Regions from separate parts of the Homo sapiens genome. Here all the other regions are linked to region 2. A link is a contact called in ENCODE Hi-C or POLR2A ChIA-PET data. All regions are on one chromosome and are shown on one strand. The core of a region is the stretch at or near the end of the contact, and the rest is flanking DNA. Distances in the headings are between cores, read along the strand shown. Region 1 holds the start of ING5 (inhibitor of growth family member 5). Region 2 holds the start of CAPN10-DT (CAPN10 divergent transcript). Region 3 holds the start of LINC01237 (long intergenic non-protein coding RNA 1237). Region 4 holds the start of ATG4B (autophagy related 4B cysteine peptidase).

Region 1 (6,012 bases), core at 3,441-5,940, 1.1 Mb before region 2:
ACCAAACTATCAGCTGAGTATGAGGCTAGAACAAACACATTTTCAGACATGCAATGTTACAAGAAAATCTACCTTCCTTTTTTTCTTTTTTTTTTTTTTTTTTGAGATGGAGTTTCGCTCTTGTTGCCCAGGGTGGAGTGCAATGGTGCGATCTCCAGGTGCAACCTCCGCCTCCAGGTTCAAGTGATTCTCCTGCCTCAGCCTCCCAATTAGCTGGGATTATAGGCGTGCGCCACCACACCCGGCTAATTTTGTATTTTTAGTAGAGACGGGGTTTCTCCATGTCGATCAGGCTGGTCTCGAACTCCTGACCTCAGGTGATCTGCCCACCTCAGCCTCCCAAAGTGCTGGGATTACAGGCATGAGCCACCGTGCCTGGCCAAGAAAATCTACCTTCCTATGTGCCTTTTTTTCAGGAACCTACCAAAGGAAAGGCTCTATCAAAACAGGAGAGCAAGGGCAAAAAGAAGACATTTAAGATTCAGGGAAGAGGGTCCCACACTGAAGAGGGGTGAAAGGAGATCCCAGGAAAACCTCAGGGCAACAAGTGTGCAGTTGGCATGGAAACAATCAGGACTGTGGCCTCCAGGACAGAGGGCTCTGCGGAAAGAAAGCACACACAGAACTGTCAGGGTAGACAGCCTGACAGACCACAAGGAAAAGCCCAGCTGGGGAGACAAGGGTCGAATGCAGAAAACAAAGCCAACAAACAGGGCCATGAGTAACTCTAAGAAATACACAAAGTTATTCCAAAGAGGTCATATAAGCACAGCAGGTGGCATGGCTCAGTGTTAAAGTACCTACACAGCTGCCCAATGGAAGTCCCATCACTGGTCTCACCACAAATTCTAACAACCTACAGCCAGGAGATGGGGGAGCCAGGTGAGGGCATGTGAGGGTGTGGGGGCCACTGGAGAAGTACAGCTGCCTGTGCCATATACGTCTGAACAACGTCTAAAACTGACGAGAGATAAAATAAGAAACAGCAACAAAAACATGTTGTTTAGAAACAGGGAGTTTAAGGGCCGGGCGCGGTGGCTCATGCCTGTAATCCCAGCACTTTGGGAGGCCTAGGCAGGCGGATCATGAGGTCAGTAGATCAAGACCATCCTGGCTAACATGGTGAACATGGTGAAACCCTGTCTCTACTAAAAATACAAAAAATTAGCTGGGTGTGGTGGCATGTGACTGTAGTCCCAGCTACTCGGGAGGCTGAGGCAGGAGAATCACTTGAACCCGGGAGGTGGAGGTTGCAGTGAGCCAAGATCGTGCCACTGCACTCTAGCCTGGGCAACAGAGTGAGACTCTGTCTCAAAAAAAAAAAAAAAAAAAAAGAAAAAAACAGAGTTAGGGCCAGGCGAGGTGGCTCACGCTTGTAATCCCAGCACTTTGGGAGGCTGAGGCGGGCAGATCATGAGGTGAGGAGATCAAGACCATCCTGGCTAACACGGTGAAACCCCGTCTCTACTAAAAATACAAAAAAAAAATTAGCCAGGCGTGGTGGCGGGCACCTGTAGTCCCAGCTACTCAGGAGGCTGAGGCAAGAGAATGGTGTGAACCCAGGAGGCAGAGCTTGCAGTGAGCTGAGATCACGTCACTGCACTCCGGACTGGGCGACAAAGCAAGACTCCGTCTCAAAAAAAAAGAAACGGAGTTAAATATCAAACGGCCAAAAAGTACTACCAAACTTTTAAAACAATGCACGCACTACACACTTTGAAAATTGAAAATATTTAAAAGAAAAAATTGGCAATAAATATTTTGATTGGAAAGGGTGATGGTTATAAAAACATGATATAAAGATGTGTAAGAACCCAAGAAACAATGTGGCTTCAAAAGTATCAACACCTACTGCAAGACACTGAGTGATACCCACGGCCCAGGGCTAGGCCAATGCCCCACTAACCTGGGTCCCCTCAAAACCCTCTGCCCCCAGCCTTCAGGAGCTGCTGGCTCCCACCTGTCAGAACTCAGTTCTGGTTGTATGGAGAGGTCTGAACCCACCTTCCGTCCTCTGGTCCAGCTCTCGCATCAGCTGGAAGTTCCTCTGAAGTTCGCAGGGAAGGTTCTCGATACCTGAAACGCAAAAACACAGAAGCCATGTACCTCTCAGCAGCAAGACAAAAATTCACCTCCAAAGGTTTTCTGTCTTTTTTTTTTGAGATGGAGTTTCACTCTTGTTGCCCAGGCTGGAGTGCAGTGGTGCGATCTTGGCTCACTGCAACCTACACCTCCCAGGTTCAAGTGATTCTCACGCCTCCGCCTCCTGAGTAGCTGGGATTACAGGCACATGCCACCATGCCCGGCTAGTTTTTGTATTTTTAGTTGAGACGGGGTTTCACAAGGTTGGCCAGGCTTGTCTCGAACTCCTGACCTCAGGTGATCCGCCCACCTCGGCCTCTCAAAGTGCTGGGATTACAGGTGTGAGCCACCAGGACTGGCCAAAAGTTTTATACTTCAAGTCTACAAGCCCACTCTGTATTCTGTCTCTGTCAGGGTTTGCGGAGCGGAAGGACTGTGATCTCATTTTTAGATGCAGGTACCAAACAGTGCTGACAAGAGGCTGTGTGCACACTTCGGAAGCTGTCAGAAGTCAAAGAAGGGAGAGGGAAACTTGGAAACCAACAGCACAGGCAGGGGAGGCCAACTGACCCCACCCTCTAGGCTGCCCCCCCTCAGTGAGCAGCATCTTCCAAGGCTCAAGCCAAAATCCCCTGGGTCCTCCTTGATCTTCCCCTACTTTACCCAGAAATCCAGTGCATTGAGCAGTGTAGCCACGCTGCCCACGCGACTTTATGCAAGGATAGAAATGTTTCCTCTCTCGGATGGGCGTGGTGGCTCATACCTGTAATCCCAGCACTTTGGGAGATCAAGACAGGCAAATCAGTTGAGGTCAGGAGTTCAAGACCAGCCTGGCCAACATGGTGAAACCCTGTCTCTACTAAAAATACAAAAATTATCCAGGCGTGGTGGTGCACAGCTACAGTCCCAGCTACTCGAGAGGCTAGGGCATGAGAATTGCTTGAACCTGGGAGGTGGAGGTTGCAGTGTGCTGAGATCATACCCTCCAACCTGGGCAACAGGGTGAGACTCCATTTCAAAAAAAATCAAAAAAAGAAAAAGAAAAGAAATGTTCTCTCTGAGCTGCCCAAGACAGTGGTGGCCATAGGGAGCTACTGAGCACTGGAAATGGGACTAACGCCATTCAATTTTTAATTTTACTTAAATAGTCCCTGTGGCTAGCGCAACCATTCCCCACAGTCTGCCAGGAGGACCCCCGTGCTGCTTTCGCGTCTGCTTTGTTACCCCCTAGACCAGGCCAACCTCCGCCCCCTGCACAGCTGACACAGGCTCCTAAGGGGGGCTGCCTCCTCCAGTCTTGGCCACCCTCCCATCTGCTGTTCACAGTTACCAGGCAATCATTTTAAACCTAACTCTATCTTATGCATCTGATGCTTCCAGCCCCAGTGTTTTCCCAGCTCCCCTAGAGGACAGAGGCACAGCCTCCCGGCTGGCACAGCCTCCCAGACACACACAAAGTCAACCCTCCTTGGGAGGCCAGCCCACTGGCTGGGCACCAGGATAGAGAAGGCCTCCCCTCCAGCGTGCTCCCCAGCTTGACTCTTCTACCCAGGGAACCCCCCACTACTCAGACCCCCAAGAGACAGCGGAGCACATGGGCAGAATCGGGCGTCCCTCTAGGGCAGCGGTCTCCAGCTCCAGGCCACGGCTCACTCGCCACTGTCTCAGCCCCTGGGCGGGTGCCAGGCCGAAGACCATGAGGATCCCCAGTGCAGCGCCCCCACAAGGGCCCTCCAGAGCCACCCGGCACAACCCCAAACACCGCGACCCCAAAGCTGTGCCCATCCCGGGCCGACGTCAGGGGTCCCGCGTGGGGTCTGCCCCTCTACGAGCGGGAGACCCTGAGCAGGCTGCTCGGCAGCGCTGGACCTTCCCTGGTGTGTAAAGTGAGGGAAAGCACCGTCCGCTCAGCCGCTGGGGGCGCCGACCTGCTGCCACCTGGAAACAGCACAGCCCGCCCACCAGGGCCGACTCGGCACCGCCCTCCCCGCCTCCGCGCCGCAGTCCCCAGTGCCGGGGAGAGACGCCCCGCGGCCCGCACGCCCTCCCCAGCCGCGGTCACACAAGAGGCCGGCGCACACGGGCGCACAGCCAGGCGGAGGCCCAGACCCCGGAGCCCCCAAGGCCCGGAGCCCCGCAGCGGGCGCCAGCTCCTCCTGCAGACGGGACAGGGACGGGCGGGACCTGGCGGGGCCGGGGCCGGAGCTGGGGGCGGAGATGAGGCGGGGCCTGGGTAGGGGCGGGACCTAATATGTGGGCGGGGTCGAGGCCGCAAGCCCCGCCCAGCATCGCCAGGCCCCGCCCCGCCGTGACGCACCTGGAATTGGCGCGACCCAGCCGGCGGGACCCCCCGCGCCCGCCCCCCGCGCCCTCCCCTCCCTTGCGGCCCTGCCCCGCCCCGTCCGCGCGCCCCCCGTCGCGCCCGGCCGCGCCCGCCGCCCTCCCGAGCCCACGGGGTCTGCATGCGGTGCCCGGCGCGCGGGGGGCTGCGGCACGGAGGACTCCGCGTGGGCGGCGGGCGCGGGGCCCGTGGGGCGCGCTTACTGTCCAGATAGTGCTCCAAGTACATGGCGGTCGCCATCTTCGTCCGCGGCCGCGCTCGGGGTCTGCGCGGGCGGGCGGTGCCGCGGGAGGCGGGGGCGGGGCGGTGCCAGCGCGCTCACTATTCATGAGTCGCGCGCGCTGATTGGTCGCGCCCGGGGGCGGGGTCGGACACGCCTTTCAGCTTCCGGCGGGCGGCGGGCTGCGGGGCCCGGGCGGAGGTTGTGGCAGCGGCGTCGGGCAGCGAGCAGGACCCAGGGCCGCAGCGGATCGGAGGCCGAGGAGGAGCAGGGGTTCCCGGCCCCACCGCCCGGCGTGCGGCCCAGGGCACCCAGGTGGGCGTCTCCCCTCCGCACCTGTCAGCGACCCCTGGGCCACCAAACGCAAACACGTGGTCCCGGGGACCTCACGCCCGTCCTGACGGCGCCCACGCGACCCCTGCTCCCGGCCGGGTCCCGGACAGGCCGCCACGAGGCCCTCCCTTCCCGAAGGCTCCTTGGGACCTGTCTGGCTCAGCGCCTTTCCCCCGGACCCCGAGCCCCCGGGGCCTCAGCCCGGCCTGAGCCGAGGGCCGGCACCGCGTGGCCCGGGCGAGCTGCCCCTCCCTCAGGGCCTGGGCCCTGGCGCCCTTCCCCCGCCAACGCCGCCCCTTCCCTCCGAGGAAAGCGGCCGCCCCGCCCAGCACCAGTGAGGGCACTGGCTCCTTTGCTGCCACCTCTCGAGGCAGGCAGGACCCGCACCATCTGGATGCCTTGGCCGAAAAGGCACGTGCGGCAGTATGATATAGTTAATAAGATGGCGTGCAAAGGTGTGCCGTAAGATGCATGCAAAAATACTGGAGAAGGCCGGCGCGCTGGCGCACGCCTGTAATCCCATCACTTTGGGAGGCCGAGGCGGGCGGATCACTTGAGGGCAGGAATTTGAGACCAGCCTGGCCAACGTGTTGAAACCCCGACTCTACTAAAAATACAAAAAAAAAAAAAAATTAGCCAAGCGTGGTGGCGCACGCCTGTAGTCCCAGCTACTCCGGAGGCTGAGCCCGGGAGGCGGAGGTTGTAGTGAGCTGAGATCGCGTCTGCACTCCAGCCTGGGCGACAGAGCAAGACTCTGTCTTCAAAAAAAAAAAAGAAAATTTTAAGAAAAAAAAAATACTGGAGAAACATAATTAAAATATGTTTCAGACTCGGCACGGTGGCTCACGCCTGTAATCCCAACACTTTGGGAGGCCGAGGCGGGCGGATCACTTGAGGGCAGGAATTTGAGACCAGCCTGGCCAACGTGGCGAAATCATGTCTCTACTAAAAATACAAAAATTACCCGGGCGTGGTGGCGGGCGCCTGTACTCCCAGCTACTCGGAGACTGAGGCAGGAAAATTACTTGAACTTGGG
Region 2 (6,795 bases), core at 1,411-3,910:
ACACCCCCTAACTATCATATACCTTCCCCTTTCTCCCCGTCTACTCAAAACATCCACACTGCCCTTGCCCACCCCTCTGAGCTTCGACCTTGCCTCCTGCTTCTGGACCTGACCCTCTCTCCTGCCCTCAGAGCCTGGGCTCCTCTCACAACTCCTTCCCTTCCAGCTCCCCGGGCAGAATCCCACCCCCATGTTCTTTAAGACATTATCTCTCAGCACCATAGTCTCCTTCAGGCTTCTCTTCATTACAGCTCTTGAAAGAGCTGCCATGCCCACTACCTGCTTCCCATTCACTCTCCACACAGGCTCCTCTAGCTTCTGAGCCAATCATGGCCCCTAAACTGCCTCGATCAATGTCGCTGTCACCTCTATGTTATCAAACCCACTGGGCTTCTCTTGGTCCCAACTCTCTTCCCCAACTACTCAGCAGCATTCACAACAGCAGAACAGCCATCTGCTGCCCCTGAGGTGGTCCCCACTCAGCTTCTGTGAGGCCGCATGCTCCCCGGGTGTCCTCTCCCTCACTGCCTGCTGCTTCTCAAGTCTATCTGTCAGGGCACCTGCCTGACCCCAAGAAATGTTAGGGTTCCTCAAGGCTCAGCCCCAAGGCCCCCTTCTTCTTTACTGATACTCCCCCGAGACACTCTCCCAGGCTGTGGACTGTAAACCATCTAATATGCTCCGCCTCCCAGAAGAATGCCTCTAGCCTATCCCTGCTCCGTATCCACCTGCCTCCAGGACAGATCCACCTGCCTCCAGGACAGCTCCACCTGAAGACGTGAGAGCAAAGCCCAACTCTAGGTCACCCCCAGGCTCTGTCCCAGGACCACCATCCACCCACCTGTTCAGGCCAGAAACCCAGAAGGCATGTTGATCCCTCCACTATCCTCACCCTCTATTTCAATCAGTCACTATGGCCTCTCGATCCCCCCTGCAAGGTACGTCTCAAACCAATCTACTCCAAACCCACATCCTAACAGTCGTCAAGCTAATCTGAGCCCCTTCATCTTTCTCCAGGACCACTACAATGGACCCTTGCATTCTTGCCCCGACAACCCACTTCCCACCCAGCAGCAAGAGTGAGCTTGTAAAAACACACATCCAAGAGAACCACTCCTCTACCAAAACCCTCTAGTGGCCTCCAGCTGCACCTAAAATCAATCTTTTAACAAAATAAAACCCAAATTCCAATGACAAGGCTCTACATGGTCTGACCCTTGCCTCCTCCCAGGCCCTTCAGTGTTGTCCAAGGAAACCAGGTGGCCTGTCAAAGCCATCTCAGTCACGAGAGCCCAGAAGTTCCAGCTCTGTTCGAAGACTGGCGGCCATCAGTTGTCTCCGCTAAGACCGCATCCACTTAGGGCAAGGTTGCTCCCTGGGCAGTCTTATTCAGCAGATAAACCATTTCTAAAAATATGAACACAGCACTCGGCCAGGGCATCCCTTGGAGGTGCCATTTCTAGGTGTTACAACTGGAAAGGCAGGTGCACAAAATCCAAAACTGAAATTCTATCACGCTTTGCTTTGTGGGCTCGGCCTAGCCACTTCAGAGGGGCACGAGCGGCCCTCTCTGCGGGAGGAGCAGACACAAACGCTCTTCAGGGCGAAAGCAAACAGGTGGGGCGGGGTTTGGGGCTCTGTTAAAACGCCTCTCGCAGCGCTCTGAGCCTCCTGGATTGGAGCTCTCGCAGGCGGAGGCCACGACCTAGTTTAGCGTCCTTAGGGTAGCGCCGAGTCCTGCTCGTTCTGGGCGGGGGTATGAAGGAGGTACGAAAAGAGGGGGCCGGGCGCCCACTTCTGAGGAGAACAACGGCGGACCCTGCGTTCGGAGCTACCCTGGCCGCCCACCCCGCCCCGCTCCCTGCGAGGAGCGGAGATCTCAGAAACCAGAAACGGCGCCCACCGCACCCCACACGGCCCCACCTGGGGCCGCCTCCACGTGATGTCCTCGCGGAACTGGGCCAGCGGCGTAGACAAGTCGCAGAAGAGCGAGGAGTCCGCGGCGGGGAAGGCGGCGTCCCGGAACAGCTCCCTCGCCGGCGTCGCGCCCCGGCCCGCCCGCATCCTCGGCTCCGCGGGCTCCCATCTGCAGCCGGTTGCCTCGGGGTCGCAGCCCCGGAGAGAAGGCGAGTCAGCCGCCGCCGCCTCCGGCCCGCCCCGCCCGTTCCCCGCCCGGCCCAGCCCTCCAAGCCCGAGGGCCCCGCAGGTGCTGGACCAGGCCAGTACGCCGGCCCGCTAGTCTCCCATTGGTAACCAGGCGGCAGCCAACCGGGCGTGGGGTCTCGGGTCACGTGACAGGCGGCCCAATCGCACTCGCGCGACGGAAAGCGCCACGGACGTCGGAGGCCCAGGGGGCGGGGCTCCCGAGCTCCGCTCTTTCGTGGTCGGGCGGCGGACCGCACTGTATTTTTTCCTTCCGGGGGCGGCGGAGCCCAGGGCTATCCCGGCCTCCGCTCATACCCGGAGGGCCGGCAGGCGTTCAGTCCTCCAGCCGGTGAGGCTCGGGCCGGGGTGTCGGGACCGCCTGAACACGCGGGCTCTGGGAGCTTCAGGGACCAGGGAGCCACCTCGGCCGAGTTGCGTCGCAGACTACAGCTCCCAGCATGCGCCGCCGCTCCCAGCATGCACCTTCCTCCCGAAACGCGTCTCTGCTTCCGGCGCTCTGCTGCGGAGGCCGTGGCCGCGGGTAGTTGGGAGGAACCGAGATTTACGCTTGGTAAGGCAAGTTGCGAGCTGTCCGGCGCCGGTCGAGTTCCTGCCGCCGTCGTCGTCAGGCAGGGGAGAAGGGGGCCTCAACCCCTCTAGTGACAGCTGTTTGCTACCTAATAGGGCTTTTCATCCCACCGGGCCCCAGGGCCTTCGTTAGGAGCCCAGCAGGCTCAACTTCTTGCTGTGGTTCTGGAAAAGGGAGTGACCACCTGGCTCAACACCTCTCTCTGTGATGTGTTTGGGAGTTTTGGGAAATGAGACGGCTCCGAGGGAAGAGCTTGAGGGAGCGGCGTCGCACTCGTTCGACCTTCCCGGGCCTGGGCTTTGTTTCTAGGCATTTTAGGTTGAACGCTCTACATCTTAACTGGGGGCAGGGGAGGTGGCCAGAGCATCCCGCTGAGCGTTTTCCGATTCCCCAGATGGCCAGGCACCTGGTCCTGGTGGCTGGACAGTGACCCCGTGGACGCACATTTACAGCTATAGCCATTCAGTGCCGCGGGGAGGTGAGGATAGTGATCCTGGGACCTGCTCGAGGATTCACCCTTGCCCCAAGAACCTGTTCCATTCCCAGGAATGAAGGCGGTCAGGCAGGGGAGGAGAAGGGGGCCTCAACTCTTCTAGTGACAGCAGTTTGCCACCTAATAGAGCTTTTCAGATTTTGCCTCCTCAGGCCATTTTACTCAGCCTCGGACTATCAAGGATGGTCACATTGAAGCTGTTTTTCTGCAGTCAGGAGCGAAAAGTCCCGGCTGTTGAAGGAGAAACTGAATCTGGTTCAGGAGTCCCAGGTTCCTCCCTCTGAGAGGCCAGGTGGGGCCTGCGTGAGTAGCAGTTGTTCAGGTGGCAGGACACTGCTGTTTTCATCCCACCTGGCCCCAGGCCCCTGATTAGGGGCCCAGAGTGCTTATGTACTTGCCTCGGTCTGAGAAAGGGAGTGACTGCATAGCCCAACACCTGTGGGATGCCTCACTGCCCAGATGTTTCATCTCCGGGATGCTTCATTGCCCATTCAGCACCCTCTATGGTGCTGACTCTTCCGGAAGATGTTTCTGATTCCTTGCTAGGCTGGTGGTTGCACCATAGCTGAGAGGACTCAAGAAGAGCCTGGTCTCAGCTTCACCTAGGAGTCCCGGAGGAGTAAGAAACACGTATCTTTCCTGTTCTGGGCACATATGGGTGGGTAGCAGAGCTGAGGCTAGCTGAGGATCCCGACTCTCCTTTGGGAGCCTTTGTTGTGCCGCTCTCCCAGGCTGATCAGATCTGGAGAGCTAACAGCTTCCTGTGGCCACATCTGTGTCCAAGGCTGGGCCCATGCCTGTAGCCAGATTGCCAGGATCTGGAAGGGGCCAAGAGACAGCTGGTGCTGGGTAGGCAGCAGCCCTGTGTCAACCTGCCCCCACTATTACCCCATGCTGTGATTTGCATGTGGTCTGCCCCTGCCCAAAATGGTATTGAAATTTGAGCCTCAATGAGGCAGTGTTAGGAGGTGGTGCCTAGTAGGAGGAGTTTGGGTAATAGGGGTGGATCCCTCATGGATAGGTTAGTGTCCTTTGTGGAGGGGTGAGTTCCCATGAGAGCTGGTTAGAGAGTCAGCCTTCCTGCGGTTGTCTCTTGCTTCCTCTCTCGCCATATGGCCACGTAATCTCTTTGTGCATGCCTCTCCCCTTCTACTTGCTGCCTTGAGTTGAAGTAGCATGAGGCCCTCACCAGGTGCAGCTGCCCAATCTTGAAATTTCCACCAGAATTTTGAGCCAAATAAACCTGTTTTGCTTTTTTAAAAAAATAAATTCCCCCACCTTGGCTGGGCGCAGTGGCTCACGCCTGTAATCCCAGCACTTTGGGAGGCCGAGGCGGGCGGATCACGAGGTCAGATCGAGACCATCTTGGCTAACACGGTGAAACCCCATCTCTACTGAAAAAAAAAAAGAAACAAAAAAATTAGCCAGGTGTGGTGGCGGGCACCTGTAGTCCCAGCCCCTCACTCGGGAGGCTGATTGAGGCAGGAGAATGGTGTGAACCCGGGAGGCGGAGCTTGCAGTGAGCCCAGATCGCACCACTGCACTCCAGCCTGGGCGACAGAGCGAGACTCCGTCTCTAAATAAATAAATAAATAAATAAAACAAACCCAACCTCAGGTATAGCAGTGTGAAACAGACTAAGACATTCCACATGCCCTGTGGTCCCATCTGCTACCCCAGGGTGCAAAGATGTTCCCTCAGCCCTGAAGAATGACATTCCCCCCGGCTCCTGGGATATCTGGAGGGGTTGTAAGCAGCTTGGGTTGGTGAGATAAGGAGTTTGGGGGGCAGCTGATTCATGACCCTGGCCTCCTCAACTGCAGGCTCTTGGTCTGAAGTACTGTAATTAAAGTATGAGAGCCTCGGGGCCCTCACTTCAAGGAGGGAAGAGCATCCCCATGCCTCAGCGTTTGGGGATTGTAGGGAGATGAGAGTCCTTCAGGTGGGACTAGTTCCCGCCATGACCCCACTGCTGGCCAGTGGCCTGAAACGCATCTGACCACTTCTCAGGTTCATGGGTGTTGAGGAGGAGCCCTGTGGAATCAACCCTGTCTGCCTCCTCTTATCCTGCCACTCCTCTTGCTCTGTCTGGATGACTGCCCTTGTTTTTCAAGGGAATGTTCCCTGTCTTCCTCAGCCAGGATTTTTTCTGAACTTGACATCTCCGTTTGTTCAGGGGGCAATCATTGGGCACTTCACTGTGCTGGTCCTTGCATTCTCATGGAGATGCAGAGATTAAAAATTAGTATCTTGTCCACATACTGCCCAGAGTTAGCAAGGATTGCTTTTCTGTGGATTTGTCTCAGGTCGGGCACAGTGGGGGTAGGGTCCTTCTCGAACCTTTTCCTAGCCTAAAGGTTCCAGCTGAATCTTCCCAGGCAGGGCTGAAACAGGAACCATTTTAGGCTTTGCTGCAACCCATGGTCAGTTCTCCAAGAAAAGTGAAGAGGGTTCCACCTGGGGCAGCCCTCAAGGGCTCAGAGGGCCAAAACACACGTACAACATGTTGAGACACTGAGTTTGTGCGATCCCCACACATCTCAGCAGTGAGTATTTCTGCCTCATTTTACCGATGAGGAACCTGAGCTTCAAAGGGAAGAGGTGACAGCTCAGGACCACACAGCTGTAGGTAGGAGGCAGGAAAATAGGGTCTGAGTGCAGGGAACATAGGCTGATTCACACTTCAGTTATGATAGGAAATACCTTCTCCATAGGACATAGGCCAAGCAAATGACTTTGTAACTTCATCCTCTCCATCTGCATAACGTGTGCCCCAAGTAACCAATGGAATCACCTAGAGGGTGTTTAAACTCTCAGAAGTTCTGTAACAGGCTCTCCATCTACATAACGTGTGCCCCAAGTAACCAATGGAATCACCTAGAGGGTATTTAAACTCTCTGAAGTTCTGTAACAGGGCTTTTGTGCTCCTATGCTCAGGCTCACCCCCACACTGTGGAGTGTACTTTCATTTTCAATAAATCCCTTCATTCCTTCTTTGCTCTCTGTGTGTGTTTTGTCCAATTCTTTATTTAAGACGCCAAGAACCTGGACATCCTCCGCTGTTAACAGTAGGACGCATCAACTCCTTAGAGTTGGGGCAGCCAGCATAAAAGGAGGCTGACCTCAGCCCGCTTCATTTACTGCAACGTGAGGAATGGATTCTTTGTTGGCAATATTTTAGATTGAGCTTTTTTTCTCATTATAATACATGCTTAGTAAACAGAGTGGGAATAAATATGGTACATGCTCCTCCTTATAGGAATTTTTTTCCTAACTCTTTGTATGAAGTGGTTTTGTGTTCTTCAACTTTATTGTGAGGATTATGCAGATAGTTTGCACAGTTGACTAGTTATCTGAGGGGAGCATATTTTGGATGTGGGCTATTTTCTGCATTGTGGGTGTTGTATTCCCTCCACACTGGAATTTTTCTGTTTGCTCATTCATTTGGAACAAGGAGAGGTTTATCTGGGCCTGGCTGGATGGGTGGGTGGGTGGTAGTGATCTCCTTAGCACTCTGCCTGTGCCTGTTAAAAGCCCCTCGGATCTGTGCTGGGCCTGGCCACTCTGT
Region 3 (6,433 bases), core at 1,591-4,090, 1.3 Mb before region 2:
GCAGATCACCTGAGGTCAAGAGTTCCAGACCAGCCTGGCCAACACGGTGAAACCCTGTCTCTACTAAAAATACGAAAAAAATTAGCCAGGCATGGTGGTTTGTGCCTGTAATCCCAGCTACTGGAGAGGCTGAGGCAGGAGAATTGCCTGAACCCAGGAGGCAGAGGTTGCAGCGAGCCAAGATCGCGCCACTGCACTCCAGCCTGGGCAACAAGAGTGAAACTCCATCTCAAAAAAAAAAAAAAGGAGTTTGAAAAATACAAAAAAAAAATTAGCCTGGTGTGGTGGTGCACACCTGTGGTCTCAGCTACTCTGGAGGCTGAGGTGGAAGGATCACTTGAGCCCAGGAGGTCGAGGCTGTGGTGAGCCAAGATGGCACCACTGCACTCCAGCCCGGGCAACAGAGTGAGACCCTGTCTCAAAAAAAAAAAAAAAAAGGAAAAAAGTGGCCAGGCACGGTGGCTCATGCCTGTAATCCCAGCACTTTGGGAGGCCAAGGTGGGCAGGATCACAACGTCAGGATATAAAGACCATCCTGGCTAACACGGTGAAACCCCGTCTCTACTAAAAAAAATACAAAAAAATTAGCCAGGCGTGGTGGCGGGTGCCTGTGGTCCCAGCTACTCGGGAGGCTAAGGCAGGAGAATGGCGTGAACCCGAGAGGTGGAGCTTGCAGCGAGCCAAGATCGCGCCACTGCACTCCAGCTTGGGCAATGGAGCAAGACTCTGTCTGAAAAAGAAAAAAAAAAGAAAAAAGAATAGAAAAAGGAAAAGATACACAGTGCCAATTCTGTGCATAAGAAAATAGCCCTGGAACACTCACATTAGACCAGGTAGCACCCCTGAAGATAAAGAGGGACATTCCATGATGACACCATGGTCAGCCACTGTCAGGATCACAGAAAAATCCTAAATGCCTAAAAAGATAATAACAGTTTCAAAAAACACGAAGTAAAAACGGACGGAACTGAAAGAATAGAGAAATTCACTGTCCTAGTTGGAGATGTAACAGCTCTCTCGGGACTGCAAGCACAGCGGGTGGGACAGGAAGGATTCGCCGGTTTAAAGAGCACTGTCAACCAGCTGCACCTCATTAACTCTTGGCGAGCATCCCACCCCACAGCTGCAGAACACAAGTAATTTTTGAGTGTATACGGAGCATTTACAAAGATAGGGCTTATGTTAAACAGTAAGAATAAGTCTCTGTAATTTTAAAAAGTGAGATCCTGCAGTTTGTTCCTTGATCAAAATGGAATTAAATCAGTAATAGCAAGATTCCTTTTAGACTCTCCACATATTTGGAAAGTGGGCAATACTCTTCTAAATATGCTTCTCAGAATAGAGGGTTTAAAAAATAAATACACACATAAAGAGATTCTTCTAAATAAAGCATGGGTCAAAGAAGAAATCCAAAGAAAATTAGCACTTATTTCAAATATCCATCAAAATATTACACAAAAATTGTAGCATAGTCTTAGAGGAAGATTTGTGACTTTAAATACTGACGACATTTCAACAAAGAAGGTACACAGTGATCAATACACTCATGAAAGGGTGTTCAACTCACCCGTCACAAGGAAATGCAAACTAACGCCTCACTGAGATCTGCCAAACTTCTGGTGCCGACTGTGACCTGGCCGCGCCTGCGGGGGGCAGAGGAGAGAAGGAGACTGGGGGTGAGGTCCACGTGTCCCAGGCAGGGGGACAGAGGCCAGAAGAAAGTGGCTGCGGGTGAGATCCACATGTCCCAGCCAGGGACGGAGAGGAGGGAGAACCGGACAGCAGCATCTGCTTCCAGCCACGTCACGTGTTTGGAGAGGCGGTGTCACCTCAGTGTGAGGAATGGCCACTCAGGACACGTCTGGACTTCCTCCCAGCCACCTCTCACCAGGGATCAGAATCCCGGCCCCGGGGACCCTCGACCCATAAACATCTTGGGCCTACAGCACCACCAAGCACGCCACAGCCTTGGCCTGGGGCTGCTTCAGAGACACCGCACGGAGGGCTTCTCACTTCCCCAGCCAGGAGCCACCCACGCTGCACCCGGGGAGGCCCCAGTTGCATCTGTCCCACCTTTCAGACCGAGCCAGCCAGAGGCGCCCAGAAAGACTATGCCAGGCCTCAGCTGTGTTGAAACCCAGGTTGGGGACAGTGGCAGGACCTGTGCCAGCGTCTGCCCTTGCTCCTGGCTGGATTCAGTTACTTGGCTGGGCCCCAGTGAAGGCGCAGAGGGCACCACCACCTGCACAGGAAGGGAAGGAAGCCCACAGCAGAGCCAGCACACGTGTGGCCACGCCCCGGCCCAGCCCCCCCTCACACGTGGCCACACCCCCTGCCCAGCCCCCTTACATGTGGCCACACCTCCGATCAGCCCCCTTCCACACGTGGTCACGCCCCCTGTTCAGCCTCCTCGCACATGACCACGCCCCCGTCCAGCCCCCGCACACAGGGCCACTCCTCTAGCCCAGCCCCTCACACGCGTGACCACGCCCCTTAGTCTCCTCGCTCGTGGCCACGCCCCCTGCACGGCCCCCTCGCGCGTGGCCACACCCCTGTCCAGCCACACACACACACACACACACACACACACACACACACACACACACACGCTGGGCCACGCCCCTACCCAGCCCCCTCACACGTATGGGCACGCCCCTGCTCAGCGCCCTCACACGCATGGCCACCCCCCGTCCAGCCCCTTAACGCGTGCTGCCCCGTGCCCACCTACAGCGGCCTCCTCCGCACCAGGGCTGACCCAGTGTGGGGTCCAGGTGGGCTCTGGTAGGCCCCCGGGCAGAGCTGTGCCCCGCGTCACTGAGGATGCACAGAGAAAAAGGAAGGGGCGGAGGAAGCGGAAACCCGAGCAGCGCTGCCTGGGCGTGGCAAGCCCGCTAGTTTTCCCGCCCGCTCATCTGCTTTCCCTCCCTCCATAATAAGTGTGGCACCTGGAGTGTGTGACTTTCATGATTTTCTTTTAGGAGAAACATAACGCAGTCCTCTGTCCCGCCCCTCCTGCAGGGAATGGTCATGGGGGCGTAGTTAACCCCATGCGTGCGGAGGTACACCTTGGAGCCCAGCGCCGACACAGGTCAGGAGAGTGTTAGCCACTGCTGAATGACTCCTGTTGTGTGCAAAATTGTTTTGACTTTTAAAGACTACACACAACCCATTCTGCCATTATTTAGGGTGAATTATACTGCTGGGTCACAAGAAGAAGACGTGGCTCCTCTTGATGCTGAGGGAGGCCTGGAAGTCATTGCTGGGAGCTTGGGAAGAGGGCTCCCCGAGGCAGAGCCTCCCAGGGGACAGAGGCGGCCCAGCGATGACCTGGGAGGTGAGCACAGGTGTGCGGGGCCCCTCGGGGCCCACCATAAGGCCCCACAGCAGGCCCTAACCTCCCCCATGTGTCCTAAGGCAGTTCCATTTGCATTGGCAATGGTCATTTCACTACTTCTGACCTGGAAGCGAGGTATATGTTTGGAGGTGACACGAGGCTCCCAAAGGGGTGCTATAGGGCGCCTTTTCTTATTTTATAAAACTTACATCGAAATGAGCCGCACCCTGAGGGGCAGCCCACCTGCTCACCCCTGGAGGGACTCTCCCAGGGCTGAGGGTCTTCCCCAGATGCTTCACCCGGGCTCCTCCAAGTGTGGGGTGGCCTTCAGTCTGCTGCGAAGAGGATGTGGGGTGTCTGGCAGCCACTCTGCTCTGGATTTGCGGGAACCTCTGCTGCCTCCCTGGTGCCCCTTGATTGGCGCTGGGTCTAGGAACCCCCTCTGGGTTGGAACTGGACTTGAAAAGGTCATTTTCTGCCTGCACCCACCAAGGCCACCTGGGGCTGTGGAGCCAGGAAACCCCTGTCACTCTCCTCAGATGCTGGCCCGAGGGCACCCTCAGTCTCCCTGAGTCCAAATCACCTTTTCTTCCCAAATGACCCAGCAGCCTAGGCCAGCCCCAGCTGGAAAGACTGCTCCCCTCTCTCCTCCGCTCTGCTCCCCTGCCCTCTCTTCCCCTCCCCTCCCTTCCTTTCTTCTGCTGGCGGAAGTCCTGTGCCAATCCCACATCCACATCCGTCACTGCACTCCTGGATCACACCTGGACAGACACAGAACTAGTCCTGGGAGTGATCCCAGGGCCAGGACCCTAGTAATGAGTTATCTAAATGTCTCTGGGTGTCTGGAATTGGTTCTCTGCTCCAACTAGCTTTAAAGGCATTCACGCTCTGTTCCCAGGGGTACCAGGGTGCTAGCTGCCCACAGGAGTAGCATACAGGCACTCAGATTGCCACCTGCAGACATCTGTAATCAAATGGCCATAGGATGCCTGGCCCTGGGCATCAAGGGAAAAATTTAGGGGTGTAGCTGGGTGGGCGGATGCTTCTAAGTGTGCTGGAGAACTTGGGGAAAAAGAGAAAGGCCTCCAATTTAGCCCCCAAAGTCCCAGGCAAACAGGGACACTTGCCATAACAGGTGGAGACATTCCCCAAAGGCTGGGAGGCAGAGTGGAGGCATCGCCAGGACCCCAGCCCTCTGCTGCCTCTCCTGTACAGAGGTACAAAGTCCCAGGCCCCAGAAGGAAAGGGAAGGAGATCCCCGAACCTCTGCTCCAGCTAGGACCTCACTGAGGCCCAGGTGGTGTGACCCTCCACCTACCAGCCAGCCCGGGGCCCGGATCACAGCGTGGCCACTCCTCCTGGGGACTTCCCTGGCCTCCCGCTCCCCTCGCCAAAGCTGCGGGTGAAGCAGCTCTAGCCCACCCTAGCTAGCCATTGTCCAAGGCCAAGGCCCGCCTGTCCACCTGAATACCCAGGGTCCAGGGTAACCAACCTGATCCTAACCCAACCCTGCAACAGGTAGCTACATAAATCAGCACAGACCCTACCCCACCCCCAGACACTTAGAGAGGCATTCGCTTTATCCACCACAGGGTGATGGGAGCTGCTGTCAGAGTTCTCGCCAGACCCTCCCAGGGAACCCCAGACTTGGTTTCAGCAGGAACCACATGTGACCCTGGATGAGCTGACCCCCATCACTAGGAAATGTACCTTAAGTCAGAAAAGTATTCACACTTTGAGTCCCCTCAACTTTGGCTGAACTAATAGCAATTACATTAAAAATGTGTCTGCCCTTCATCTTCTTTGACTTTGATATTAAATATCTCTACTAATAACTCAGTTGCCTAAAGTCGTTACTGCTACCTCATATTTAATTAGGCCCAACCTGGCCACTCCAACCATATAGGAGACTCAGGCAAGAGCTCAGATGTAGGCTCAGGTTAAAGTTCCAGTGTGGATTCAGGTGTGGGCCCAGGTGCAGCCTCAGGTGTAGTCTCGGGTGAGGGCTTAGGTGCAGCCTCAGGTGTAAGCTCAGGTTAAAGTTCCAGTGTGGGCCCAGGTGCAACCTCAGATGAGAGCTCAGGTGTGGGCTCAGGTGCAGCCTCAGACGAGAGCTCAGGTGTGGGATCAGGTGCAGCCTCAGACGAGAGCTCAGGTGTGGGCTCAGGTGCAGCCTCAGACGAGAGCTCAGGGGAGGGCTCAGGTGCAACCTCAGATGAGGGCTCAGGTGTGGGCTCAGGTGCAGCCTCAGATGAGAGCTCAGGTGTGGGCTCAGGTGCAGCCTCAGATGAGGGCTCAGGTGTGGGCTCAGGGTGAGAGTTCAGCTTGCTGCTTGGCATGTGAACCCCAGGCCTACCCTTGGCTTTTGAGCTAGTGTCTGTGCCTGGGCTTTCCCGCGACCATGGCGGTGCATTCAGCACTCACAGTACCGCATTTGCCTTCACAGCGGTGAGTGCACGCATTGCCTTAGCTCCCATTTTTACTAGTGAATGTAACAATTAATTAAATAAATACAATTACTAATGAAACCAATGGTAACAATGCTGATGATGGGTAGTTTTAACAACTCATCTGATTAAGCCGAGAAGCAGTTCAACAGCAATGAGGGCAAGGGAGCGGCCCCAGAGATCCACGCCCTCCCAGGCCTCCCTCGACAACAAGGTCTGCTCTTCCCCCACAGCGGCCACACGGGGGCGCCGCAGGACAGCGCGGAGTGGGCCGGGAGAGGGAGGGGAGCGAGGAGAGGGATGGGGTGGGGGGGCCGGGAGAGGGAGGGGAGCGAGGAGAGAGGGAAGGGGTGGGGGGGGCGGCCAGGAGAGGGAGGGGAGGGAGGAGAGGGATGGGGGTGGGGGGGCCGGGAGAGGGAGGGGAGCGAGGAGAGGGATGGGGTTGGGGGGCGGCCAGGAGAGGGAGGGGAGCAGAGAGAGGGACAGGTTGGGGGGGCCGGAAGGGGGAAGGGGGAAAGAGGAAGGGGAGGGGAGGGGAAGAGAGAAAGAGGGGCGCTGGACAGGTACACGAGGAGGGGAGAGGGACGGGGAGGGGGCTGGGAGGACCGAGAAAGGAGGGTCGGGGGAGGGGTAGGAAAGAAGGACCAGGAAG
Region 4 (6,275 bases), core at 2,436-4,935, 1.1 Mb before region 2:
GGGGTTTCACCGTGTTAGCCAGGATGGTCTCGATCTCCTGACCTTGTGATCCGCCCACCTCGGCCTCTCAAAGTGCTGGGATTACAGGCGTGAGCCACCACGCCCGCCCCCCTCCATCTGAGTTGCTTAGCTCAGGCCATACACTATGGGGCCATCTTTAACTCCTCCCTCTCTACCCATCCCTCTCCCAACTTCCAATCTACAAACAAATTCTATTGTCTCAACCTCCAAAACACATGCAGAAGTCAACCTCTTACCCACCCTGAGCTAATCCACTGGCATCTCCTTGCTGGCTTGTTCAACAGTCTCTTAGCTGGTCTCGCTGCCTCTGCCCTTGCCCCTCTGCAGTACATTCTCAAAAGAGATGCCAGAGCAAGCCTGTTGAACACAGTCTATCATGTGACTCCTCCTCTAGAATGAAACCTTCCAAACGGCTGCCATCCTGTTCAGAATAAACACTGAGTCCTCACTATGAGCTGCCATCCTGTTCAGAATAAACACCGAGTCCTCACTATGAGCTGGCAAGGCCCCACTACACTGAGCCTAAGTCACCTTTCTATCCTCAGCTCCTGCTTCTCCCACCGCCACCCGCTGCACCTGAGCCACACCAGGCTCTTGCTACCTGCCCTTCCTCCTACACTGCTTTAAGTCTTCGTCAAAACTTAAACCTTCAGAGTGAGACCCTTCCTGGCCATCCTGGCTACAATTCCAATCCTCCTCATCCTTGGCCCAAATCACCATCCCCCAGGAGCCACGCACTTCGCTGCTAATGCTGGTCTCATGTCTAGAACGTTAGCTACCCCAGGGCAATGGTTTTCATCTATGTTGTTACTTCTCTAGTCCTAGTGTCTAGAACAATGCCTAACACATATCTGACAGTCAGTAACAAACAGTGTATTGAATTAATGACTATCAGAACAGAAACTGTATTACACATGGTCAAGGAAGGCAGAATCTTCAAGAACTCTAGAGATCAAAGGAGGGCAGATCATTAATCATCTCTGAAAGGAAATACAGCATCAAGTCAGAAGGAAAATTCCCCATGATATCCTACAAACATCATATACGTTTTTATCAGCATAAACAGAGACCTTTAAATGCAAACACCTTTTCTACTCTGATCCCACATGCAGCAACATCCAGTGTCCTATTAAAGTATCACCATGTCAACACAGTTGTCAAGGGAAAATAAAAGATAAAATAAAGTATCGCCATGTAACAACATAACTGTTCTCCCAACTTGAACATGATGATTTTCACATTTTAGGTCATATGATCGACACTGAACCGTGTTTTTGACCTTAGCCAAGTCTCTCATATGATACTCCAGCCTCAAGGTATCGAAATGATAGAGGCAGGAGGCAGACAAATCCTAGGCAGAGAGGGGTGGGTCACCAGTGAAACCCAACCTTCAAGCCACAGTTTAAAGCCTGAAAGCCAAGCGACGAGTCTCGGATAAATCCACAGACTGGATTGCGAACCTCTCTTCCTGTTTGGTGCGCTTTCCTCTAATTAATCCCCACCCTTCACCTATTTTACATATACCTACTTTTCTCTAATTGGTTTATTACACTGTTGTGCCCACCTTTGAGTAGTGACTTTGTTTTAACCTTTTTTGCATACTCACAGACAAATCAGCACACACTCCCCATTCTGAGCCTATAAAAGCCCTGGACCCAGCCACACCAAGGGAGACCACCCGACTTTGGGTGGAAGACCACCCTTGAGTCCCCTCTCTGCTGAGGGGTGTTTCATCACTCAATAAAACTATTCTCCACCCTCCTCACCCTTCGATTGTCAGTGTTAAGTGTAGTCTCATTCTTCTTGGACGTGGGACAAGAACTAGGGACCCAATGAATGCAAGTACAAAGAAGGCTGTAACACTGTGGCCCTGGGCCCTCTGCCGGCAAAGGGCAGCCACCCACTGTGACACCCCACGTGACAGGAGGCAGCAAAGGGAAGCAGCGGGGACGGAGCCAGCCCCAGAGCTATAGCCTGGAGCAGGGCAATGGGAGTAACAGGGCTGCTGACACTCTGCAACACCCCCTCTTGGGCTTCAGGGTTGTAAGCACCCCTGCTTGGGCGCCACTACCTTCCCCTTGTCTGGACACCAGAATCCACTGTCCCTTTGTCTGGACGCTGGAGTCCGCCGTGGGAGTTGCTTGCCACATGTCTAGCTGTAAGCTCTGCAGAGCCCACTCTGGTGCCTGCGCTTGAAACAGCTGGCGGGACCCGGCACTCACTCACCCACACACCCACTCCCGCCAGGGGCTGAGCATACAGTCATGGTGGCCATGGTATCCGTGCCATAGTGCAAACCAGGTGCCCACCGGTGGACCAAGTAGATGGGGTATCTCCTGCGGCGAGCCTGGACCCAAGCAAGGCCTGGGCAGGGGCCTCGCCAGCCGGAGGTCTCTGGCTGCCAGAGTGGCTGAGAAAAATCCTGCATCACAAACAATAACACCTAAAAAGATATAATACAACAGTTGTAAAATAGTAAACAACAAATAGTACACAGCTGCAAATAGTTCAACCGTGAATGACGGTTATTCTAAAAGACAAACTTCACAAGATATACACCTGGTCAACATGCTCCTTAGGGAGTCAGGGCTCCTGTTTCCTCCAGCCACCTACCACATTTAAGTGGTGAGCTGCTACAAATCATTTTAATAGATATTGGCAATACACATTACAGTTTTCCAACTCAGATCTTAATAAATTTATGTTGTAGCTACCAGAAAAATAAAAAGTAAAAACAATCCCATTCAGAATGACAGAATTAAACCAGATGAAAATCTTTCTTTACAGATGGGGGATACTTGGTAAAAGGCAAATCAGTTCCCACAAAGAATGAATGAGCTAAAACTTCTGTGTAAAAATATTTCTAGGGCTACTGGGCTAGCGATGGGTTTGGCGCTGACTTAAAATAATCTTGCTAGCAAAAATGGAGCGGAAGCATGAAAGGATAGGAAAAAAACCAACACTCCCTATACACACACACACACACTCCTTCTCTTTCTCTCTCTCTTAGGACCCCAAGAAACTAAGACCCGATGATACAAATTCACTGTTTCTCTTTCTCGTCACGGAAAAGCAGCTTGGAGAATCTACTGGTTACTAAATTGAAGACAAAAACAAAAAAGATACGTATACTGTGATGAACACGTCACGTTTCTCTCCTCCAACCTACCAATAACTTCATAAAAGTTAAAGAGCTTCCATCCCTTCACGCTCAGCTGCGGAAAGGCTACGCTTTCGCCCGCCGCTCGCGTCCCCGGCCCGGACCGCGGCCGCCCCGTTCGCCGCCGCGCCTCTCCCCGCCCGGCAGGCTCCGCCGCCCTCCACGGCCGACCTGGCGCAAGGGCCTGTGCAGCCACAACCTCCGGAGCGCTCCGGACGGGACCGGAAAAGCAGAAGCTCCAGCGCAACCGACGGCGGGTTCCGCGGCGCAGTGCGCCGCCGTCCCCCTCCCGCTCCCACCGCCCACCACCCACCAACACCGCCCCGCGCTCCCGCAGCGCCCGCCGCCCCGGCCCAGCCTGGCCCGCACCGGCGTGCCCCGAGGCGAGTCGCGGCAGCCCGACCCGAGCAGGGGAGGCCAATGATAAGGCGAGCACCTCCTGCGGAAAGACCGACCCCCGGCAACTCCTCACCTGCGTCCATCTTCCCAGTCCGGCCGCCGACTGACCCGAGCGGCGTCGCTCCGACGGGCCAGCAACGCGACGCGGCGACGGGACGCCGCGGGGGCCAATAGGTGTGCCGGCGCAGGCGGCGAAGACGATACGGCGCGCGAGCGGAAATACGCGGGAGCCGCCATTTTGGCGTACGGCCGGGCCGACGCGAGCCCCGGGGCGCCCTGCGGGCGGCATGGGGTCGTGTCGTGGGACGACGGCTGGTTCTGCTGTCCGACGGGACACTGTGTGCCATGGGTGGCGCTTCCTCCTCTTAGAGGACCCAGGAGCAGTTGTCGAGGCGGCAGAGGCGAGCTCTGTCCCCGTCCGAGCAGCCATCTTGCGGTACGGACGTGCTCGGCGCGCCCATGTCGCGGTACGGACTTGCCCCGCCGGGGCGACTCCCCCGCCCGTCTGCCCGCCTGCCGACGGACGCTGCGAGGGGCCTGCGGCGCCCCGCTGGTCCGAAGACGCCCGAACCCGCGGCTGGCGAGGACGCGGGCGGGGGCTGGGGCGGGGGCGGGCCCGCTGCGGGCGCCTGCGCCTCCATCTTGCCGTACGGCGCGGACGCCGCGGGCCGGCCCACGTCCCGAGCCGTGTCGCCGCCGCGCTCCCTCCCTCGGGGCGGTCCGCGGGCGGGCGGGCGGCTAGGGCCGGGGCCTGGCTGCGCGGCTGGGCCAAGGCCCGCGATGGTGATCTGCTGTGCGGCCGTGAACTGCTCCAACCGGCAGGGAAAGGGCGAGAAGCGCGCCGTCTCCTTCCACAGGTACGCGGGCCCCGGGCCGCCACGCCCCCGCCCCGACCCGGCCCTGCGGGGAAACTGAGGCCCCGCGGCCGGCCCGAACGCGGGGGGCGGGGGCGCCGGGCCTCGGCGGCCGGGGCGCGGGGGAGCGGGCGTGGGCGCTGTGTGACCTTGGCCCGGCCGCCGTCTCTGGGCCGGGCGCCTCGGGCAGCGCAGCCGCCCCCACCCCGGCCGCCTGGGTCCGCCCTGCGCGCGATCGATCCGGCCGGCGCCTAGGCTTCAGAAGCCGCACGCTCTGGAAGCGCAGGTCCTGGGCCGATTGTCCTGCTCGGCCGCGACTGCTGACTCTCCGGACCGCGCGGGCCGTCGGCCTGGATGTCTGCGAGCAGGAGCGACCGGGCAGACGCGACCTGCGCCTCCGTAGCTGACAGCCCCCGAGAGGGCTTTCCGGGACTGGGCCCCCGAGCCCAGGACGCGGGTACGCGCGGAGAGTCTACGGGACGGCCGGCTGGGGACGGCATCCTCCTGCGCTCCCTTAGAGCCTGGCCCGGGGCTCTCGGCCGCTTCCCACGTGGGCCCCCGCGGCAGGGCCCAAACCCCTCTAAGGCCTTGTGAGTTCAGCCTATTTCAGTGAGATTTCTGCGGATTACACGCGGGAGGCACCAGAACCGCGAACAGACTTTAAAAACCACTTTGGAGATGTTTCTGTTTTATGTTGCATGGTGTTATTTAAGTTTTAAAGACGGGAATGGCACGTGTTATTTATAGGGTTATTGAAAGTTCACAGTAGTTTGCTGTAAGTCTTAAATCATTACAATGTATTATAAGAATTAGTAACATTAGATTATTTCACAAGTCAGCCAGCGCACTTTCTTGACAATTTCCTTCAGAGCTTGTGTCCTAGAAGTTTTGTTATTGTTTTTTGAAAACGAGGCAACGTGTTGCAACGGTCTAACATGGTATGGGAGGAAAGGACATCGGAATTGGGGGTGGGGGGGTACCTTTGCAGTTGGCCTCACAGTGTTCAGAAAGGAGGTTAGAAGGTCCTGTTGCTTAGAACGGCCCAGTCCATCCTGTTAGGATTTGTCCTGGTCCACACTGGCCTCAGGTGGAGCAAATAGCAGTTAGAACTGACCACCCTGTCCCTTATGTGCACATTAGGGCCTGGTTTTTTTTTCTTTTTTTCTCTTTTTTTTGAGAAGGAGTCTCCCTCTGTCGCCCAGGCTGGAGTGCATTGGTGCGATCTCGGCTCACTGCAACCCCCGCTCCTGGGTTCAAGCTATTCTCCTGCTTCAGCCTCCCAAGTAGCTGGGATTACAGGCAAGCGCCACCACGCCTGTCTAATTTTTTTGTATTTTTAGTAGAGACAGGGTTTCACCATATTGGCCAGGCTGGTCTCGAACTCTGGCCTCAAAGTCCTGACCTCAAGTGATCCACCCGCCTCGGCCTCCCAAAGTGCTGGGATTACAGGCATAAGCCACCCCGCCCGGCCCAGGCCTATGTTCTTAAACACAGAGTTTGCCTTAATGAAGAAATGGTTATGAAGGATCTTTATTAGGTAATAAAGAAATGACTAAACATCCTATTCAGTATCTTCCTGCGCTGGTTGCTTTTTTCTCACCATTTTTAAATTATGGTATAATACATGTAACATGAAATTTACCATCCTAACTTTTTTTGGAGACAGAGTCCCACTCTGTCACCCAGGCTGGAGTGCAATGGTATGACCGTAGCTCACTGCAGCCTCAGCCTCCTGGACCCAAGTGGTCCTCCCATCTCAGCCTCCAGAGTAGCTGGGATCACAGGCATGAGCCACGGCTCCCAGCCTTTCCTACCGCTTTTTCAGTGTACAATTCATGGCA

What was found. Hi-C counts contacts between places; a loop is a spot of excess contacts on that map. ChIA-PET counts read pairs that join two places held with the same protein, here RNA polymerase II (POLR2A). Pooled maps may share reads with other maps.
Region 1: a map of CD8-positive, alpha-beta T cell shows a loop between it and region 2 (11-fold over the local background). The contact joins the promoter of ING5 here to the promoter of CAPN10-DT in region 2. A Hi-C loop is called at or near these places in 1 of 168 maps with a recorded cell type or tissue (CD8-positive, alpha-beta T cell), 2 of 37 single-sample maps with no recorded cell type and 13 of 50 pooled maps. POLR2A ChIA-PET finds 5 or more read pairs at or near these places in 1 of 52 experiments (MCF 10A).
Region 3: a loop to region 2 is called in a pooled map, with 23 times the contacts of the local background. The contact joins the promoter of LINC01237 here to the promoter of CAPN10-DT in region 2. A Hi-C loop is called at or near these places in 5 of 37 single-sample maps with no recorded cell type and 10 of 50 pooled maps.
Region 4: a map of gastrocnemius medialis shows a loop between it and region 2 (4-fold over the local background). The contact joins the promoter of ATG4B here to the promoter of CAPN10-DT in region 2. A Hi-C loop is called at or near these places in 3 of 168 maps with a recorded cell type or tissue (CD4-positive, alpha-beta T cell, gastrocnemius medialis and naive thymus-derived CD4-positive, alpha-beta T cell), 3 of 37 single-sample maps with no recorded cell type and 12 of 50 pooled maps. POLR2A ChIA-PET finds 5 or more read pairs at or near these places in 1 of 52 experiments (WTC11).

The regions. Positions count from the first base shown.
Region 1 is chr2:241,700,717-241,706,728 of GRCh38, reverse strand. ING5 (inhibitor of growth family member 5) reads right to left here and starts at 4,690. Exons shown (of 8, transcript NM_032329.6): 1 at 4,627-4,690; 2 at 2,005-2,076. The coding sequence starts at 4,663. RefSeq lists enhancers at 3,572-4,201, 4,440-5,272 and silencers at 3,927-4,486, 4,671-4,834, 4,577-5,396.
Region 2 is chr2:240,582,181-240,588,975 of GRCh38, reverse strand. It overlaps CAPN10-DT (CAPN10 divergent transcript), which reads left to right and starts at 2,660. Exons shown (of 1, transcript NR_103792.1): 1 at 2,660-6,226. CAPN10 (calpain 10) reads right to left here and starts at 2,242. Exons shown (of 12, transcript NM_023083.4): 1 at 1,924-2,242. The coding sequence starts at 2,064. RefSeq lists a silencer at 1,976-2,205 and enhancers at 1,405-2,231, 2,170-2,464, 2,516-2,695, 3,686-4,055, 4,426-4,495.
Region 3 is chr2:241,877,770-241,884,202 of GRCh38, reverse strand. It overlaps LINC01237 (long intergenic non-protein coding RNA 1237), which reads right to left and starts at 2,840. Exons shown (of 4, transcript NR_110220.1): 1 at 2,725-2,840; 2 at 1,568-1,643. LOC105373978 (a long non-coding RNA gene) reads left to right here and starts at 2,876. Exons shown (of 3, transcript XR_924077.3): 1 at 2,876-3,088; 2 at 3,186-3,334; 3 at 4,927-5,169. RefSeq lists an enhancer at 2,820-3,410.
Region 4 is chr2:241,635,103-241,641,377 of GRCh38, reverse strand. ATG4B (autophagy related 4B cysteine peptidase) reads right to left here and starts at 3,685. Exons shown (of 13, transcript NM_013325.5): 1 at 3,654-3,685. The coding sequence starts at 3,663. THAP4 (THAP domain containing 4) reads left to right here and starts at 4,220. Exons shown (of 6, transcript NM_015963.6): 1 at 4,220-4,437. The coding sequence starts at 4,361. RefSeq lists enhancers at 2,204-2,737, 3,137-4,064 and silencers at 3,228-3,367, 3,408-3,597, 3,618-3,667, 4,038-4,387, 4,418-4,487 and 1 more.